Linked DNA regions of Homo sapiens: region 1 is linked to region 2. The links are chromatin contacts, found by Hi-C in ENCODE. All regions are on one chromosome and are shown on one strand. Each heading gives the region's core, a stretch centred on a gene start or an enhancer-like site at or near the end of the contact. The rest is flanking DNA. Distances are from core to core; before and after follow the strand shown.

The links. Hi-C counts contacts between places; a loop is a spot of excess contacts on that map. Pooled maps may share reads with other maps.
Region 1: a pooled map shows a loop between it and region 2 (30-fold over the local background). The contact joins the promoter of ZNF10 here to the promoter of SFSWAP in region 2. A Hi-C loop is called at or near these places in 2 of 50 pooled maps.

Annotation. Positions count from the first base shown.
Region 1 is chr12:133,129,128-133,135,000 of GRCh38, forward strand. It overlaps ZNF10 (zinc finger protein 10), which reads left to right and starts at 1,500. Exons shown (of 5, transcript NM_015394.5): 1 at 1,500-1,627. ZNF891 (zinc finger protein 891) reads right to left here and starts at 1,147. Exons shown (of 2, transcript NM_001277291.2): 1 at 1,100-1,147. RefSeq lists silencers at 763-942, 1,313-1,552 and enhancers at 1,603-1,882, 2,965-3,134.
Region 2 is chr12:131,707,260-131,712,869 of GRCh38, forward strand. SFSWAP (splicing factor SWAP) reads left to right here and starts at 3,831. Exons shown (of 18, transcript NM_004592.4): 1 at 3,831-4,188. The coding sequence starts at 3,971. RefSeq lists enhancers at 3,386-3,475, 3,616-3,905, 3,996-4,065.

The DNA.
Region 1 (5,873 bases), core at 250-2,749, 1.4 Mb after region 2:
TTAGATTAAAAACAATTATCTAGGAAAGGTATCTAAAACAGAATACGAACTAAAAAACCTAATCAATGAGACTTTTTAAAAAATTGAGTCAGGGCCGGGTGCGGTGGCTCACGCTTGTAATCTCAGCGCTTTGGGAGGCCGAGGCAGGCTGATCACCTGAGGTCGGGAGTTCCAGACCAGCCTGACCAACATGGAGAAACCCCATCTCCACTAAAAATACAGAATTAGCTGGGCGTGGTGGCTCATGTCTGTAATCCCGGCAACTCACAAGACTGAGGCAGAAGAATCACTTGAACCCGGGAGGCGGAGGTTGCTGTGAGCCAAGATGGCGCCATTGCACTCCAGCCTGGGCAACAAAGAGCGAAACTCTGTCTCAAAAAAAAAAAAAAAAAAAATTGAGTCAGAAGTTAAATGCGTACTAAATATTTTAAGACCAAATAGCACCAAACTTTTGGAGGCGGGCGGGGGGCGGTGAGGGGTGGTGACCTGTTTTACAGAATAGAAGAGAGACTGTGCTGTCCAAATTATTCATGAAGCTTGTAAAATCTTGTTAGTATAACGGGCAAGGATAGTACACAAAAAGATTAAAACACAATCTTGTGAGCATAGGTGAAGTCAAAGGGAAACAGCCAATTGAATACACCAGAGTATTAAAGAAATAAAACCATATCGCATTCAACCACAGTATAAGGCAATAGGTGAAAAAAACGATGGCTGTGATTCAACTCATTACTAGGTTTAGAGATTCAAGAGAGGCTGCTGGACAGAGGCGTGCACCCTTTAGCCCTCCCGTGTTGCTTAGAGAAGGAGGCAAACGCGCATCCCCGGCCCCCCAGCGCTCCCTGCGTGGCACCCGCAGCCAGCCCGGGACCCCTCCGCCCCGCGCGCCCCTGGTCCCCACTCGCTCCCCGCGCTCCACTCGCACCCGGTAAGTAGCCCCTCCTCCCTCAAGGGCCTCTCCCACCGCCGCCTCCCGGGCAGGCTCCCTGCTGCTCAGACTCCCGTGAGGCGATCCCTGCACGCAGGAGAACTCAGCGGGCCAGGCTGATCCCACGAGGGACTTGTCCCGGGTGAACGAGCCACAGGCCCGCATGCTCACCCGTCCTCAGTGCCTGCCTCCAGGCGTCCGCGGTCCCGCCCGAGGGGGACGCGAGGCCGAACTACGTTTCCCAGGAGCTCCTGCGCCGCCCCGCAGAGGGGCCTGGTCTGTGCGTCACGGACGCGCTCTGGGCCGAAGGCCCGCAGGGTCCGGCACAGAGTGGCGGCTGCGGCGCCGGCGACGAATCGCCGGCTCTAGGGTCCCGGGGCGCGCGGCTGACGGGCTGGGGGCGGAGCGTGGCCTGAACGCCAGGCTGGGGCGCGTGCGTAACGGTGTGTGTTGTGGGTGCGTGTGCGTGCGTTCGCAGCAGGGGCGGGCGTAGGACCAATGGGGGCGGGGCGCGTGCGCGTGCGTGACGTCAGGCCACGGGGAGGTGGCGCCGCCGTGCCGAGCCGGCCTCAGACTCACCTCTGACGCCGCTCTTCGCGCTCCGCTGGTGAATGGAGTCGCGTTCTCTGTTTTGCTGTTGCTGCTGCCTTTGTGACGGGATCGCTTTCTCCCATCGAACCTTCTAGTTGCTTATTGCAGGTATATACGAAAGTGCTGAATTTTGTGTTTGCATCGTCATCAGGCGCGTGTTGAGCCCTTTAGTAATGTAGCAGTGTATTAGCTTCGTATTTCTAGGTAGACGGTAATTTCGTCAATGAAAAAATTTAACGGTGATCGTCACCCCTTGCCTCAGTCACTTTCTGTCCCTCGCGCGGCCCCGGCGTTCACGGCGGACGTTCTTGTTCTGTGGAGAATAACGGCTGCACCTGGAGATTGACGCAGAGTGGGCGGCGGTGGTGGTAAGTTTGAACCAGATATTTTCAGTAATACAAAATAAGGTTTCTTCTAGTCTAACTTCCATTTTTCCCCCCAGCTGGGATAGATGTTTAAAATTTTGCATATGGCCTTTCTAGTATTTGTTGAAATAGTGACGCCGATTCGTGTGTGGTCTTTTAAAAACAAATCCTGCATCTCTAGCTCTTAGCTTCCTCATCTTTGTTTTGTTTTTTAATCAGATAGATTAACTGAAGGCGTGTTTGTGTGGTTAATCTATTTTTTTTATTTTCAGAGACAGATCATAAGTTTAATTACTATATTTTTATTTTCCCTTGACACTAGATATATATACGCCATCTAACACATAATATGAGTGTCAAAGATAAGGTTAACATCAAGATTTCGTACGTAGATCCCACCCAAAGTGTATGCAGAAGGTGAACAATTTCAATTCCAGCTATACATTAATTGCAGAAAGATACTGTTAATTAAAAAAAAAAAAGTAAAAGGGAAGGCAGGATGTCACCCAGAATGCCAGCCAACAAGTGTTATTAGGTTAGAAATGACTGCAGTTAGGTCTCCGAGAACTGGATAGCACAAATCCTCCCTACCCTTTTGAAAATTACCTCCACACTAACTTTTCTCTTGTGACATAACTAATCTCTTCTGTTTTACTAAAATTGTCCCCCATCTTCCAAAGCCTCTTGGATGGTAAGTTGCACACGCTCCTGCCTCTTTTTGAAAGTTACATTTGTTTTTTGATTACTTCTCTCAGCATGCATTTCTTTAGCTCTTAGTATATGCTAGTCACAAGGGCAGAGATTTGAGATACACATCATAAATTAAATGAGAATTTCTGCTTATCAGTATTTTATATAAGCACTGTCTGGAAATTCTACTTAGGACAATATTTAAGTAGATATGAGGCTTACCTTCTGGAAAAGAGATTACAAAATTATCCTTGTTAATTAATTAACTAATTAAGTCCCCAAAATGAGAAGAGATTCAATTACTATCAATAATTTGTAGTAAAGTGACTGAAAAGGAAATATATAAGCTAATAGATTGATTGCCGTCCTCAACAAGTTAGCACATACTTTTATTTTTAAAAAGTCTTCACAATAGGAAGAAAATAATTTTAGCTAGAAATATATGTGAACTATATGAGAAAAACTTCAAAACCTTACTAGGCAATTCTTACTAGAAGAATAAAGGATGAGTAAGAATAAAAACAGTTCTGTTTATAGATTATATTCAATTGTCAAGAAAATCTGAGAATTTTTTTTTTTTTTTTTGAGATAGAGTTTTGTTCTTGTTGCCCATGCTGGAGTGCAATGGCTCGATCTTGGCTCACTGCAACCTCTGCCTCCTGGGTTCAAGCAATTCTCCTGCCTCAACCTCCCTAGTAGCTGGGATTACAGGCGCCAGCCACCATGCCCAGCTAATTAACATATGCCAGTCACAAGGGCAGAGATTTGAGATACACATCTTAAATTAACAAGAGCAACAAGAGCGAAACTCCGTCTCAAAAAAAAAGTATTTTAAGGAAAAAGAAATTTCTTATTGTTAATATCTCTGTTGTGCCTACAAGAGACTCTTTTACTTTCATCAGCAGTACTCTTTCTAGCATGTCTCATGTCAGCCAGGGCTTTTAATTCTTCTGGCTATGAAGCAAGGTTGGGACAAGATATGATATAGGCCACCTTTGTCTGTGTATGTGCCTCTTTGACTCGTAATGAACATCCAAGAGCATTATTTTTTCCTCTTTCCACACAATATCTCCTTGCTGACTGATCCTAACATTTCCTGTTCAAAATTTTATTATGAAGAATTTTGAGCATACAGCTAAATTAAAAGAAGTTTACAGTGAATACTTATAAACCTTCCCATCTAGACTCTACCATTAATATTTTACTGTACCTAATTTTAACACATACCCATCTGTCCCTCTTTTTATCCATCAGTTCATTGTATTTTTAAATTTTTTTCAAAGTAAATTGACATGGGTACGTATTCCTTAAAAATTTCAGAATACGTATGTATTATTAATTAGAATTCTATATTTGTTTAGATTTTTCTTTAGATGTAAAATTTACATAACATGAAAAGCGCAAATCTTAAGTGTACATTTGCTGAGTTTTGACAGATGCAGGATCTTTGCCTTTTGTATCTTTAAGTATATCTTTGCCATGTCTATTGGTTACCGAGTTTTAACTTTGTGGCTGCTGGGTCCTTTTTGCTGATCATACCTTGCCCTTTGCTGAAGCAAATACTGGTAAACCTATTCAGAACTTGAAGAGACCCTGTTCTCTTTATTAATGAACATGTACTCCATGTCCCCAAGTGAAATGCGGTTCCTGACGAGGTTGTACCTGTCAATGTGAGTGCTGGTTAAGTATAGTCACATGTCAGAGTGAATGAATATGAAGTGCTAAGCACTTTGCTAGCCTCTTCCCAGGATTTAGAATGAGATTGTCCTAATTCTTAAGTGGTTCACTATCTCATAAGGGAGACAGACAAATCTTGGTACCGTAAGGCAGCGTTGAAGTGCTGGAATAGGGCATGGGCAGAGTCCTTCATGTTTACGGATGATAGAACCACTGATCCTCTCTGAGATAGTGGGAAGGCGTCACAGCATAGATGGCATTAAAGTGATCCTTAGAGAATATGGGGCAAGTGTAGTGGGAGTTAAGTTGAAAAGGGTCCAGAACGTTGTTGTGAAACTTGTACGCTAAGTGTTTGATTGGAGCTGTGCTTTGGAACTGCGTGTGCCTCAAATAGTAACTTTCATAGCCTTCTTGCCGATACTTGGAGCTTCTTTTCAGCCCATCTCTGCCCTTGTGGCAGCCAAAATAATGGCTCCCCAGAGATATCCCCAGCACCTGGGAATATTTTACCTTATACTGCAAAATAAAATTTGCAGTTGTGATTCAATGAAGGATCTCAAGATGGGGAGAGATTATCCTGGATTATTTCAGTGGGCTTAGTGTAATAACAGGGGTCCTTAAAAGTAAAAGAGCTGGGTGGCCGGGCACGGTGGCTCACGCCTGTAATCCCAGCACTTTGGGAGGCCAAGGTGGGGAGATCACCTGAGGTCAGGAGTTCGAGACCAGCCTGGCCAACTTGGTGAAACCCTGTCGCTACTAAAAATACAAAAAAAAAAAAAAAAAAATTAGCTGAGTGTGGTGGTGGGCGCCTGTAATCCCAGCTATATGGGAGGCTGTGGCAGGAGAATCACTTGAACCCAAGAGGCGGCGGTTGCAATGAGCCGAGATTGCTTCACTGCACTCCAGCCTGGGCAACAGAGCAAGACTCCCTCTCAAAAAAAAAAAGTAAAAGGGGGATAAGAAGGTTAGCAATCAGGGAAATATAACCATGAAAGAAAGGCACAGAGAAATGTATCATTGCTGGCCTTGCAGGTGGAGGAAGGGTCAGGAGCCAAGGAGTGTAGATGGTCCTAGACACTGGACGGGGGCAAGGAAATAGATTCTTCTCTAGAGCCTCCAGAAGGAACACAGCTCTGCCAACACCTTAATTTTAGCCCTCCGAAACCTGTATCAGACTTCTGACCTCCAGAATTGTTATGTAACAAATGTGTGTTGTTGAAAACCACAAAGTTTTGATAATTGGCAGCAATGGAAAACTAATATAGCCCTCTGTCCTTAAGAGTTTACCAAAATAAAAATAGTCTCCCTTTCTCTGGCACTATGTTTTGACTTTGCCTCAGAAGAAAAATGGAGTGATTATAAATATTTTTTGTGACCACTCTGGTAGAAAATATAGACTTTATTGTAACATTTATGTTCACAAATAGAATTATATAGTCTTCTAGGAGATTTTACCATTTGGAGGTGGGAAGAAAAATCTCTTTGCAAATGTAAAGCTCACATTGTGGAATGGCTGTTGCTGTGCTTTCTAACTCCTAACATTGGACCTTTTCTCATCGTTGTTCCAGTTTTTCCTTCCCCAGGAAGTTTTGCAGATTTCCCCAGCCACATTTCCTTTCTCC
Region 2 (5,610 bases), core at 2,581-5,080:
TATTCACCTATTTTTTTGAGACAAGGTCTTGATAGGGTCTTGCTTTGTCGCCCAGACTATACTGCAGTGGCACAATCACAGCTCACTGCAGCCTTGACCTTCCACACTCAAACAATCCTAAGTTTCACCTTTTGACCTACACAGACTAATTGTATTACATTTTAATGTGAAGTCTCCACCCTGAAGTGAACTTGGGACCATGTAACATGAATGTTTGCTTACCACACAACCTAGCAAGCCCCTTTCACAAATATTCATAGCTCCTCCTATAACCTATTAAATATGTATGTTTAGCCAACCTGTTTAGCATAAAACTCCTCTCCCACCCTTCTTCCTTCAAAGTGCCTACTTTCTGTCTCAGCCAGAGGGTCTGCTTCCCAGGCTGTGGGTTGCAACTCTTCTCAGAAATAAAGTTCTCCTTTCCAAATTTAAGATCTTGTGATCTTTATTTTGACATATGAGATTTCCCTAGCCGGTTTTTAGTCCATCCCTGAAAGACTGAATGGTTAGATCTTTGATATCTTTCTCAAGTACCTCCCATTTGACCTCAGCCATCCATTTTCAAGTATCACCAGTCCCAGTATCATATGAATAAATTGGGAAAGATCAAGGAATCATGGATCATATACTCCAGGAGAATTTTTTACCTCCAAGAAAATTTCTGGGGGCTTTCCTTTGAAACCTTTCACTGTTGCTCTGAACTCAAAAGATTTCTGAACAAGGCATAACAGTGATTAAAGAAGCAGACTTATTAATCTGAGGGCCTAACTATATAAGGCATTTGTTTAGCTTTCTTTTTGTCTTTGGGGTAGGAAGGTAACTGAGATAAGAAGTTAGGAGATTCTGAGTAGGCAGAGAAGGATAGAAAGATAGAATGTACAGTGAGTTCAATACATCAAAATACAATTTTTTTTCTCATAAATTAGCTGCTTAAGTTTTTCATTTGCTTTTTGTAAGAAGTCATTTAGAAAGGCAATTTTTGGTTCATTTAACCTTTTAGAAGCCTCTGCATGTCAATCAAAATACATCCTTTTGTTTCTGAGGTGTTTTTTGTCCTTTCTTAATATTTTATTTTATTCCTTTCAGACCTAGTCCTGCAAATATCCTTTCTTTTCTAATGTCTTGCAAGTGAACAATTTTATCTAGGTTAAAACTTCCTCACTTTGACCACTGTTAACTCTTAGATTACCTTTGGTAGGTTCACCCATTTCTCTGGAAAAGTGCAGACTCTGGGTTCATAGGTTCTTATACATGAAATTGGCTGGAGTTCCAGGTGGAGGAGTTTCAGACTCCTTGGATCCAAATGAAGGCATCATTCCCTGTATTCTCATACCCTTTCCTACCATAAGCCTCCTACTGGACTCAGTCCTGCTCCCATAGGCCTTGTACTGGATCCAGTCCCAGTTTCTGTTGTAACTTCTGGACCCAGCTCAGATCAAAAATGCTCAAATAAACTTTAAGAATTTGACACAAGTTGTAGAGTTTGTATCCAAGCAGGGCCTACAAGTGGCGGCCTCCAAATGTGCAGTGAGAAGCCCTGAGCACAAATGGCTCAGTGTGTGAAGCAGGCCCACGGGCACTGGTTACCAACCTGTTCTGAATTCTCATAAGCAACAATTTACATGTAGTGCATTTATTACCTATAGACAGGTGGTAGGAGACGAAGACTAGGACTCACTGTGAGCCAATCCCCCCAAAGCTCAGAAAGTTGCCCAGGTGGATGAAATCTCTACTGCGTATTCCTCACTTACACCACAGATAAGAGATCCCGAAGAGCAGCCCACCCAGATTACATACCACATGTCACATGAATCACTGGGCTAAAGTGTTGAAGGACCTTCTATTTCTAGGGGAGAACTGGAACAGAGCCTGGGCTACTTCAGCCAGTCCCTCCCTATCTCAGGATGTTGCATCCCAGCTCGTTATGCAGTTACTCTTGAAAACTACAAAGGAAAAGGAGGGAGAAGTGGGTAGGCCCAAGGCTATACAGAGAACTGTCCTGCACAATGAAGCACCTGCATCTGTTTAGTCACTGTTCCCAGAGGTCATCATTGAGGGAATAGGGGGGCCTTCAGATCCCATTTCTGACACCAGAACTGTTAAAAGAGAAACTTTACACAAAACAAATTCGAGTTTATTCGAGCAAGAAAACAATTCATGAATCAGGCAGCATGCAGAAGCAGAAGAGGTTCAGAGAGTTCCACTCAGCAGCATGAGCAGCAAGCTTTTATAGACCCAACACGGAAGCAGAAAAATTACTTGATTGGGTTTTGGTTTGCTTGCATAGGAGCTGGTGTTACAGAGTTGATCTCAAGCTAATGGCCTCCTTATTTGCTTTAGCACCCCACACCTGAACCCAAGGGAAAGCTTGAAGGGAGCCCAGCACCGAAACAAACTAGTAAATGCCTGGGGGCAAACAACAGTGTTTTTATCAAGTAACCATGACACATACATCTTCCTCAGCAGTGGCAGAGCAGTCTTGTAGAGTTAGATAGGAAGATGATGGCCTGGCCACGCATGCTCAGCTGCTGGCCCGGCTCATTCTACAGGTATTAACCAGTATTTGGCCCACAGTGTGCTAAGCACCATTCTAGGTGCTGAGGATGCTAAGGTGACCCCAACAATGTCCCTGATCTCTTAAAGCTAATTCTGGTGGGATGCTGAACACAGGATGTAACCTAAGGTGGTGATGAGAGGTACACAGACAAATCGGAAGGCACAAGTTAGCCACCAGTGAGGGGAAACTCCAGACAACGTAGACACATAAGGCCAGGTGGAGAAATGGATGACTGAGTTAAACTTGGGTAAGGAGCCTGGCAAATGAAGACAGAAGCATGACCCAGTCAGGGGAAACCACAACAAAAGACGTTTGGTGGGAACTGCCTGTTTCTTAATTTCCAAAAATCAGTTAAAGGTTCATATACATTATCTCATTTCAACATCACTGGTAGAAAGATTCCATTTTTATGGAGAGGGGATCTGAGGCCCAGAAAGGAGACGATCTGTCATCGTTTTCCACTCAAGGGCAAACATGGGGATATCCCATCCCATCCCAAAGCCTAAGATTTTGCACTCCAGGCCCTTTGTCTGACCTGAAATTACTGAGCTAAAAGGGACCGAAAGATCCTAATGGAACCACCGATGGGAAAACTGCGGCCCAGGAGGAAACACACCAAGCAAAATTGCACCGTATCCAGGTGGCCAGTCTCCAGACTGGGGTCTCCCTGCCCCGCCAGACCATCTCCCGGCGACAAGGGTCTCAGGTTTCCGAAATCTCGCCACCCGCGAGTGATTTGCAGCGCAGGGGCCTCTGCTGCCTCGGAAACCTTCAAAGGTGGGCGGGTCGGGGACCAAGTCCCCCTAGGGATGGAGAAGGAAACGGGGCCAAGGAAAAGGACATCGCCACCCTGGGCAGAGCACGCACGGCCCCAGCGACTCGGACATGGTGAGGGGCGCGGAGGCTCGGGGTGGACCCGAGGCCTCCACACATGTGGCAGGCTGCAGCAACCCGCCACCCACGAGGACTCGCCCAAGGCCCAGAGCGCGCCGGGCCCCTCCCTCCGACTCCGTCGCCGCCCGACTGGCCGCAGCGGAAGCCGGCGCGCGATCCCACGCTGCGCTTTCGCCACGTCCTGACGGCTGCCCGATAAAACGGACATTAAAATTGCACTTTCCACTGAATACAGCAGCGCCTATTGTGGCGGCACACCTGAATGCGAAAATTAAAGCCAAAATATTTCCTAGCGGCTAAAAGAGCTCCAAGCCTAGGCGAATCTGCCGGTCCGCTCGCCGGAAATGCGGGCTCTCCTGCCGGAAGCTGCCCCTCCACCATTTTGTGGCCCGCTATGGCGGCGGTGTTGAGGTTGGGTACGGGATGCGGGGTCTTTGACTGAAGGGGTAGGCCAAGTGGAGGTATCAGGGACGTCGCGCGGCACAGAAGAGGACCAGCCTGGACGCCGGGGACGCTGTCATGTACGGCGCGAGCGGGGGCCGCGCCAAACCCGAGAGGAAAAGCGGCGCGAAGGAGGAGGCCGGGCCAGGCGGTGCCGGCGGTGGGGGCAGCCGAGTGGAGCTCTTGGTTTTCGGCTATGCCTGCAAGCTGTTCCGGGACGACGAGCGGGCCCTGGCTCAGGAACAGGGACAGCACCTCATCCCCTGGATGGGGGACCACAAGATCCTCATCGACAGGTCGGTTCCTCTCCCCACCCGTCGATCCTTCCCTTCCCTCACCCGCTTGATCTCGTCTGATGTTGACTTGACTGCAAGGACTGCAGAGAGTTTTCTGGAGCCAGCGGGGATCTGGGGGACACCCCCTCCCCTGTCCCCACCTCCTCCTGGTGTTCTGGTGGGGAGGGGGACGGTGAAACCTGCCCTAAGGCACTGGCTGGAATTGCGTGCCGCGTCCGTCTCCGGAGGGATCGTCTCTGGTCCCGCAGCCCCTCTCGACCCCTCACCCTGTCGCTGGGCTGCAGTTGGCGATTCCGCGCGGTGAAAGCAGCCAGTGCCCAGGGTCTTTTCCTGAGTGCACCTGGGCCTGCCGCCCGGCGATGCCATGGGGTCGTGCGCTGCTTTTCTACTTGCCGCGCTCTCACTGCTCGGTGTACTGGGAGGGTACCCTGGGAGGCGTGCCTTTATTCTTCCGAACCGCCGCTCACTGAGACAGTGGCTAGAAGTGTCTCTTGGACCTGTGAGTTAGCCTTAACCTGTTATGCCCCCAGAGCCCTCAGTGGAGCGCCCGTACTTTGCCGGCATGACGTTTGATTTCCCGGTGATAATCCGACGAGTTTGACAGATTGAGGTAGTGAGCAAAGTTGCCCGTCAGTTGGTGGCCACTTGACTTCGTGCGGACCCTGGCCTTGCTCTTGGAAGAGATAGTGTTCTTAGGGCTGGTTTCACTGTCTCTTAAGACTGAAGGGTGGAGCTGGGATATAGATGTGTTGTTTCTTTTCAAATCAAACCTGCTTTAGGTCGTCACTCGAGGGTGTCTAGCGATTATGGGCAGTGGGGGCCTGGGATTAGGGATTTCTAAAGGCGTTTGATTTGAAAAGGATAACATTACATGATGTAGGTGGTTTGCTCCCCTCTTTCTTCCCATTTTTTCAATCCCCCTTCCCCTCGTCTCTGGGTTTTGGGGTTGTTGTGGGGTGGTTTTTTTTCTTTTTTGCCTGTTCGGCTACTTCTGGGGCCCGGACTGAAAAGCTAACCATGACCAACCATTAAACTGTGGAATAGTCTCTCCACGTGAAGAAAGCCCATCGTTTGAGACCATTAAAACTGGATTCTTCATAGCCCTGGAGCATGACTGTAGGGATGACCTCTGAGCTGGCCAGAATGGACACATTAATGACCAAATAGGCCTTTTTCCATCCCTGACGTTTCCTTTTGGAATTAGAGCTCGAAAACGAGAACTGGTGAAGGGAGGGCCGCGGAATCAGATCATGTCTGGATCTGATGGCTCCGTGCTGTGCTCAAGCGTGCTGTGCCTTCACACCATGGTTTATATTGAATGTGTCGCCTGAGTTGTCAGGCTTGCTTTTCCAAAGTGTCACTTGTGTTATTTATCATTAAAGTTTGGTAAGCAATGAAGTCTGAGCTCTTTGTACAGTTTTC